Regions from separate parts of the Homo sapiens genome. Here region 2 is linked to region 1. Evidence: chromatin loops called from intact Hi-C (ENCODE). Cell type or tissue: heart left ventricle. All regions are shown on one strand.

Region 1 (4,000 bases):
AGAAAAAGGTAACAGCCACTGAGAGGTATTGAAGTATCTATAACACATTTTATTGACTGTATTATAGTTTTCTAACTTGAAAGGTTAAAATAACAACAATTAAAAATATTAAAACTTCTGTATTAATTAAATGTATTACCAATGCCTTGGGTCATTTTATAGGGCTGACCGAGGGAGTAGTCTAGCTGAAAATGAAAGCAAAGCAGCTGTTATCCCCATCCGGGAAAGCTGAACATGCTAATGCAGTTGCTCTTGTCTCTGCTTCCTGCAGAGGGATTTGTTTAGAGGCCACACCAGCTGAGTCTGCACTGGGAGTTGCTTATGGAGAAGTGAACATTCCAGCTAATGGGCACAGAGACCGTGTAGCAATCTTCTGGCTGGGTGCGGTAGCTCACGCCTGTAATCCTAGCACTTTGGGAGGCTGAGGCGGGTGGATCACCTGAGGTCAGGAGTTCGAGACAAGCCTGGCCAACATGGGAAAACCCTGTCTCTACTAAAAAATACAAAAATTAGCTGGGTGTGGTGACACAGCCTGTAATCCCAGCTACACGGGAAGCTGAGGCTGGAGAATCACTTGAACCTGGGAGGTGGAGGTTGCAGTGAGCCGAGATGGCGCCACTGCACTCCAGCCTGAGGGACAGAGTGAGACTCCGTCTCAAAAAAAAGAAAGAAATCTTCCTTGTTGACAAATCTCAAATTTCCTTTTCTTATGCATGCAGAGGTCTTGAAACATTGAGAAGCGGTTTCTGAGGGCCTACAGGCTTATCAGCCCAACTAATGTATTCACCAAAGGCAGGCAAGAGAAATGGGTTGTAAAAGCAAATTCCATTTGTTTTCCCTCTCTGGTCCTTGGTTTGCGCTTTTTCCAGTTTGCCTGGAGAAGCCAGAATCTATTAGCCAAGTGTGATTCCTCATCTTTTGTCACCTTTTCCTGTGCTCTCCACCCTCTGGCTTTGCATATGGATTTCCAGGGCCTTCAGAGACACTGCTGAACAGAGTAAACAAGTGTTTCCCAGAACCAAGAGTCCTGGTGTCACCTGGCCTATAGAGAGTGCACATACAGTCTTTTCATTATAGTGTCTTCTGCCTGGCACTCAGTTGGGAAACCTGAGTGGCTCCTGAAGACAGGCCCGACATATCACACTGTCATCATGCTAAAGAAGTGAACCACTGCCTACCTTTTGACTTTCAGAGCTAAAGAAATCTGCCTGCATGATTAGATGTCAGCTTCACTGCCCACTTATAACCCTGAAGTTCACAAGCTCAGTTTCTTTTCAGCAAATGGGCACCTCAAATGTGAATCTTGGGCAGATTCAACTAGAATGAAGAGAGCAAGGCGCTGTGCTTATGCCGTCATTATGCCTTATTTTAAGATTTTCAAAGATGGATTATCAAGCAGGATGAAGCAGATCAACAAGTTTCCCTTTTGAGAAGTTGGAAGATTTATTTTTAGTCATTCTTTCTGTCTTGCCAAAACTGGTCCGACGCTTCCAAGGATCTGAAGTGCTGCATGGTGCTGCCCCCAACTGGTTCTTTTTGGTGCTTATATTATTACCACATCAGAAAATATATGACATTTAAATTTTTTTCGAAGCGCTTTCACATATTTTATTTTATTATTATTTTTTTGAGACAGAGTCTCACCCTGTTGCCCAGGCTGGAGTGCAGTGATATGATCTCTGCCCACCGCAACCTCTGCCTCCAAGGTTCAAGTGATTCTCGTGCCTCAGCCTCCCAAGTAGCTGGGATCACAGTCGTCTGCCACCATGCCCTGCTTATTTTTGTATCTTTAGTAGAGATGGGGTTTCACCATGTTGGCCAGACTGGTCTCGAACTCCTAGCCTCAGGGGATCCACCTGCCTTGGCCTCCCAAAGTGCTAGGAATACAGGTGTGAGCCATCTCGCCTGGCCAACTTTTACATATTTTTTTTTCAAGACAGGGTCTCACTCTGTTGCCTAGGCTGGAGTGCAGTGGCTCAATCTCACTTCACTGCAGCCTCCGCCTCCCGGGTTCAAGTGATTCTCCTGCCTCAGCCTCCCGAGTAGCTGGGATTACAGGCACCCACCACCATGCCCGGCTAATTTTTGTATTTTTAGTAGAGATGGGGTTTCACTATGTTGGCCAGGCTAGTCTTGAACTCCTGACCTTAGGTGATCTGCCCGCCTTGGCCTCCCAAAGTGCTGAGATTACAGGCGTGAGCCACGGCGCCTGGCCAACTTTCACATATTTTATTAGATTCTCATAACAACACTGCAAATTAGGTGAATCAGGGATTATCATACCTACTTATAGTTGAGAAAAGTGAAAGATGGATAGCCTTATTAGTTGATTTGTCCAAGTTAAATGGCTATTAGGAGGCTGAATTGGGCTAGAATTCAGATATTTCTCCTCTTATCCCATTAAGTTCCCTAGTCCTTTGTAAATGCAATGGTACCCAAAAATATGTATTAAGATATAAATTTTAGGCTTAGAGGAATTTCCCTCTTTTTCTCCCTTGGGAGGAGGAGGGAGATAATACATCATATAAGGTTTGAGTAAATTCATTTTTGAGCTCCTGTGCTGCATGAGGCTCTCTTACTCAGATGCTGTGGTCTCTAAGTCTCCAGTGCAACGTAGTGGTAAAGAGTATGGACTCTGGAGCCAGACTGCAGAGTCTGCCAGTCTCTGCCACTTAATAACTGGATAACTTTAAGCAAGTTGCTTAATTTCTAAATGCCTTCTCTAAAATGAGTAATAGTATGTAGTCATTTTGTAGTCCATAGCACGATGATTGGATTTTCATGTGCATGTGTGAGGTGTACTACCCTCAAACCTTATTAATGTCTGCACGTTGTCTGACATGAAAAAAAAAAGGAAAAAAAGTACCAGTGTACCTACCTTATAGGGTTATTGTGCAGATTAAATGAGATAATATATGCAAAACTCTCAGAACAGTGCCTGAAACAATTTAGATACTATATAAATAACAGCTGCTATTATTATTTATAAATACATATACTTACTCACTTTTTTTTGAGACTGGGTCTCTCTCTGTTGCCTAGGCTGGAATCTAGTGGCACAATCATGGCTCACTACAGCCTTGACCTCCTGAGGTTCAAGTGATCATCCCAACCTCAACCTGTGAGTAGCTGTGACTATAGGCACACACCACCACACCCAGCTAATTTTTTTTTTTTTTTGAGATGGAGTCTCGCTCTGTTGCCCAGGCTGGAGTGCAGTGGTACAGTCTCGGCTCACTGCAAGCTCCGCCTCCTGGGTTCATGCCATTCTCCTGCCTCAACTTCCCGAGTAGCTGGGACTACAGGCGCCTGCAACCACGCCCGGCTAATTTTTTGTATTTTTAGTAGAGACGGGGATTCAGCATGTTAGCTAGGACGGTCTCGATCTCCTGACCTCGTGATCTGCCCACCTTGGCCTCCCAAAGTGCTGGGATTACAGGTGTGAGCCATTGTGCCCAGGCTTTTTTTTTTTTTTTTTTTTTTTTTAGACGGAGTTTCACTCCGTCACTTGCCCAGGCTGGAGTACAATGGTGCAATCTCGGCTTACTGCAACCTCCATCTCCCGTGTTCAAGCGATTCTCCTGCCTCATCCTCTCGAGTACTGGGATTACACGCATGCGCCACCATGCCTGGCTAATTTTGTATTTTTAGTAGAGACAGGGTTTCTCCATGTTGGTCAGGCTGGTCTCGAACTCCCGACCTCAGGTAATCCACCTGCCTTGGCCTCCCAAAGTGCTGGGATTACAGGTGTTAGCTACTATGATCCCACCCCTGGGAGCTACCGTGCCTGGCCAATTTTTGTATTTTTTGTAGGGACGGGATTTTGCCACTTTCCCCAGGCTGGTCTCAAACTCCTGACCTCAAGTGATCCTCCCACCTTGGCCTCCTACCGTGCCCAGCCTTATTCACTTTTTTTTCTTTTTTTTTTTTTTTACTAAAAAAGCAAAGCTGCCCTTCATGGGTATTTAGGAATGATGAACAGCAAGACTATCTTCAAATA
Region 2 (4,000 bases), 200 kb before region 1:
GATAAGAGCTTTGATCAAATTCTGCACAAGAGCTGCACAAGGGTGGCAAGAAAAGGGTAACCTTGCTAGGATGGCTTCTTGGAGGAATCTCTTCCTGAGTCAAGTCCTAAAGAATAACTGAACAGGAGCTATTCAAGTGAAAGAAAAGGAGAGAGAATGTTCACACCAAGAGCCAATGAGGTAGATACAACCTTTTCCCTTGATCTCATCAGTACCATGAATATCACTCTTGGGATTGATTTAATTGCCAACAATATCTTTATAAATATAATCTTAGTTTCCAGGTTCTAAAAGGATGTAGGATAGAGCAAGTAATAAGACAAGCTGTGGCCAGGAGTGGTGGCTCACACCTGTAATCCTAGCACTCTGGAAGGCCGATGCGACGGATCACCTGAGGTCAGGGTATTACCAGCCTGGCCAACATGGCGAAACCCCATCTTTACTGAAAATACAAAAATTAGGCCGGGTTTGGTGGCTTACACCTGTAATCCCAGCACTTTGGGAGGCCGAGGAGGGCAGATCACGAGGTCAGGAGTTCGAGACCAGCCTGACCAACATGGTGAAACCCCGTCTCTCCTAAAAATACAAAAATTAGCCGGGCATGGTGGCACATGCCTGTGGTCCCAGATACTCAGAAGGCTGAGACAGGAGGAATCGCTTGAACTCGGGAGGTGGAGGTTGCAGTGAGCCGAGATTGAGCCACTGCACTCCGGCTTGGGTGACAGAGCAAGACTCCATCTCAAAAAAAAAAAAAAAAAAAAATTAGCTGGGCGTGGTGGCACATGCCTGTAATCTCAGCTACTTGGGAGGCCAAGACATGAGAATCACCTGAACCCGGGAGGCGGAGGTTGCAGTGAGCTGATATAGTGCCACTGCACTCCAGTCTGGGTAACAGAGCGAGACCCTGTCTCAAAAAATAATAATAATAATAAGACAAGTTGAGGCTGGGTACAGTGGCTAACGTCTGTAACCCCAGCACTTTGGGAGGCCGAGGCAGGCAGATCACTTAAGACTTGAGGTCAGGAGTTCGAGACCAGCCTGGCCAACAAGGCGAAACCCCCTCTCTACTAAAAATACAAAAATTAGCTGGACATGGTGGTGCACACCTTAATCCCAGCTACTCGGGTGGCTGAGGCAGGAGAATCGCTTGAACCCAGGAGGCAGAGGTTGCAGTGAGCTGAGATCATGCCACTGCACTCCAGCCTGGGATACAGAGTGAGGCTCCATCTCAAAAAAAAAAAAAAAGACAAGTTGTGAGTAAAGCCAGTACACCAACACTGTCTTTCCTAATACTTCTGACCCAGGAAGAATTTTATAGTCTAGTTTAAGTTGGTTTTGGAAACCACTCTTTTCTGCTAAAACAAAATCAAAACTTCAATCTGAGTGTCAAACCACAAGCTACCAGGGCAATGCTCTTTATAATCAAATTTCCAAGGGATCAAGCAAGCAAGTCTGGACTTGACAAGAGGAACCTGGTGGCCTGCTGCCACCAGGGTCTAAGGCAGGTTTCCTGGGCTTAATGCCCAATGACCTGTTGGCCTCTCGCAGATTACCCAGCACGCATGAGAAGGCTCTGAAATTACACCTGGGGTGAGAGCTTGAACAACACCCTGGCTTAAGGGGAAAAGGAAGAAGAAACCTGAATCTTGCTTCTCCCTTTCTTTTGCTGGTGAAACTGAACACCGAAAAGGCTGAGGCTTGGGGAACAGGGATGAAAGATGGAGGAGATCTGCAAAGAACAAGAGCTCCCTAGGGAAGAATGAAGGTGCCACATAGATGTTTTTCTCTAGGACAGAAAATCATCCTCGGCCAGCTCTTGACTTCCTCATCTTCTGCTTGATACAACTGCTTTCCAGCCTAGCTGTGCGTGAACAGATTCCAGACTCTGAGCTTGTCAGGAACTGCCTATCTGGACCTTTGGCAGCATTCAGAAACCCTCATGTTATCTTTTTTATTTTTATTTTTTTGAGATAGAGTTTCATTCTTGTCACCCAGGCTGGGGTGCAATGGCGCGATCTTGGCTCACTGCAACCTCCACCTCCTGGGTTCAAGCGATTCTCCTGCCTCAGCCTCCCCAGTAGCTGGGATTACAGGCATGTGCCACCACGCCCAGCTAATTTTTGTATTATTAGTAGAGACAGGGTTTCACCATGTTGGCCAGGCTGGTCTTGAACTCCTGACCTCAGGTGATCCACCAGTCTCAGCTTTTCAAAGTGCTGGGATTACAGGCATGAGTCACTGTGCCCAGCCTATCTTTTACTTTATTTATTTATTTTGTTTGAGATGGAGTTTCACTCTTCTTGCCCAGGCTGGAGGGCAATGACGCAATCTTGGCTCACCACAACCTCCACCTCCCAGGTTCAAGCGATTCTCCTGCCTCAGCCTCCCGAGTAGCTGGGACTACAGGCGCCCGCCACCACGCTCGGCTAATTTTTGTATTTTTAGTACAGACGGGGTTTCACTGTATTGGCCAGGCTGGTCTCGAACTCCTGACCTTGTGATCCACCCACCTCGGCCTCCCAAAGTGCTGGGATTACAGGCGTGAGCCACTGCGCCCGGCTATCCTTTTTTTCTTTTAAGACGGAGTCTTGCTCCGTCACCCAGGCTGGAGTACAGTGGCACGATCTTGGCTCACTGCAACCTCCACTTCCCAGGTTCAAGTGATTCTCTTGCCTCAGACTCCAGAGTAGCTGGGATTACAGGCGCCCACCACCACACCTGGCTAATTTTTTGTATTTTTAGTAGAGACGGGGTTTCACCATGTTGGGTAGGCTTGTCTCAAACTCCTGACCTCAAGCAATCCACCCACCTCGGCCCAATGTGCTGGGATTACAGGCGCGAGCCGCCGCGCCCGGCGGAAACCTTCATGTTATATTCAAGTGTAAAAGAGAGATGTGTGGGTTGAGTGGGGAGGAGGGTATTATCAGGAATCAGGTTTTATTATTTCCAATTCAATGCCTAGGTTCCTTCCCTCTGTTGAATTCTTTCTTTCTCAAAGGGCTCTACAGTTGCTGCCTGGCTGCAGGGAAGTAGAAGACACAGGAAAAAAAGGAAACAATATCTACATGAGTGTTTCCTAGCTGCATGGGCCTCTCCTCTGGCTCCCACATATGCTGGTGTGGGAGGCAAAGGAAAGGTCCCTTCAGGGTTTTCTCCTCAATCTTCTCATTCCCTAGTTGAGTTCATGTCTTCGGTTATCGCCTTAGGCCTTGATTCTTCTCACCCCACTTCTGTATATTCAACGCCCTCTGGACCTCTCCACTAGTATGTATAGGCATCTGAGATTCGCCATGTCCAAAACTGTACTCATCAAATCCAGCAGTAGAGTACAGAGGAAACAGTTTAGGCTGTGGGGCTACGCAGACCTGGGTTTGAATCTCAGTTCTGATATTTTCAAGAGATACTATATCTAAAGCACCTTGCACAGGGCCTAACCCATGCTCTTCTTTCTGTATAGTCATCCCGTGGTATCCACAGGAGATTGGTTCCAGGACCCCTTCAGATACCAAAATCCTGGGATGCTCCAGTCCCTTATATAAAATGGCATAGTATTTGCATAAACCTAAGTACATCTTCCTGTATATTTTAATCAACTCTAAATACTTATAATTCCTAATACAATATAAATGCTAAATGCTAGGTAAATAGGTGTTATAATTTTTTTTTTTTTTAGACACAGTTTCACTCTTGTTGCCCAGGCTGGAATGCAACGGCGCAATGTCGGCTCACCGCAACCTCCGCCTCCTGGGTTCAAGTGATTCTCCTGCCTCAGACTCCCGAGTAGCTGGGATTACAGGCATGCGCCACCACGCCTGGCTAATTTTGTATTTTTAGTAGAGACAGGGTTTCTCCATGTTGGTCAGGCTGGTCTCGAACTCCCGACCTCAGGTGATCCACCCACCTTGGCCTCCCAAAATGCTGGGATTACAGGCGTGAGCTACCACGCCCGGCCTATACTGTATTTTTTTATTTGAATTTTTAAAGTTGGTTTTTGTTCCCA

Evidence for each region. A loop is a pair of places that touch in the nucleus more often than their neighbours do. Peaks named below come from ENCODE experiments on the same cell type or tissue, not always from the same donor. Only the 100,000 strongest peaks of a DNase experiment are listed, where the experiment ranks them.
Region 2: a loop joins it to region 1, with 6 times the contacts of the local background. A loop is called at or near these places in 33 of 110 quality-filtered maps.

What each region holds. Positions count from the first base shown.
Region 1 is chr1:45,357,493-45,361,492 of GRCh38, reverse strand. All of the region lies in intron 4 of TESK2 (testis associated actin remodelling kinase 2), which reads left to right. It also overlaps the pseudogene LOC124904849. Among named protein-coding and RNA genes, the nearest start is that of TOE1, 19 kb to the right of the region's middle. RefSeq lists enhancers at 529-1,028, 1,159-1,238, 1,499-1,598. In heart left ventricle, a CTCF peak has its summit at 1,519 (motif pointing left); a DNase peak (open chromatin) is centred at 1,512; H3K4me3 peaks cover 1,124 bases; H3K27ac peaks cover 1,443 bases.
Region 2 is chr1:45,555,158-45,559,157 of GRCh38, reverse strand. All of the region lies in intron 1 of AKR1A1 (aldo-keto reductase family 1 member A1), which reads right to left. Among named protein-coding and RNA genes, the nearest start is that of AKR1A1, 6.3 kb to the right of the region's middle. RefSeq lists enhancers at 1,615-2,360, 2,361-3,107. In heart left ventricle, no CTCF peak of the experiment used is centred here; no DNase peak of the experiment used is centred here.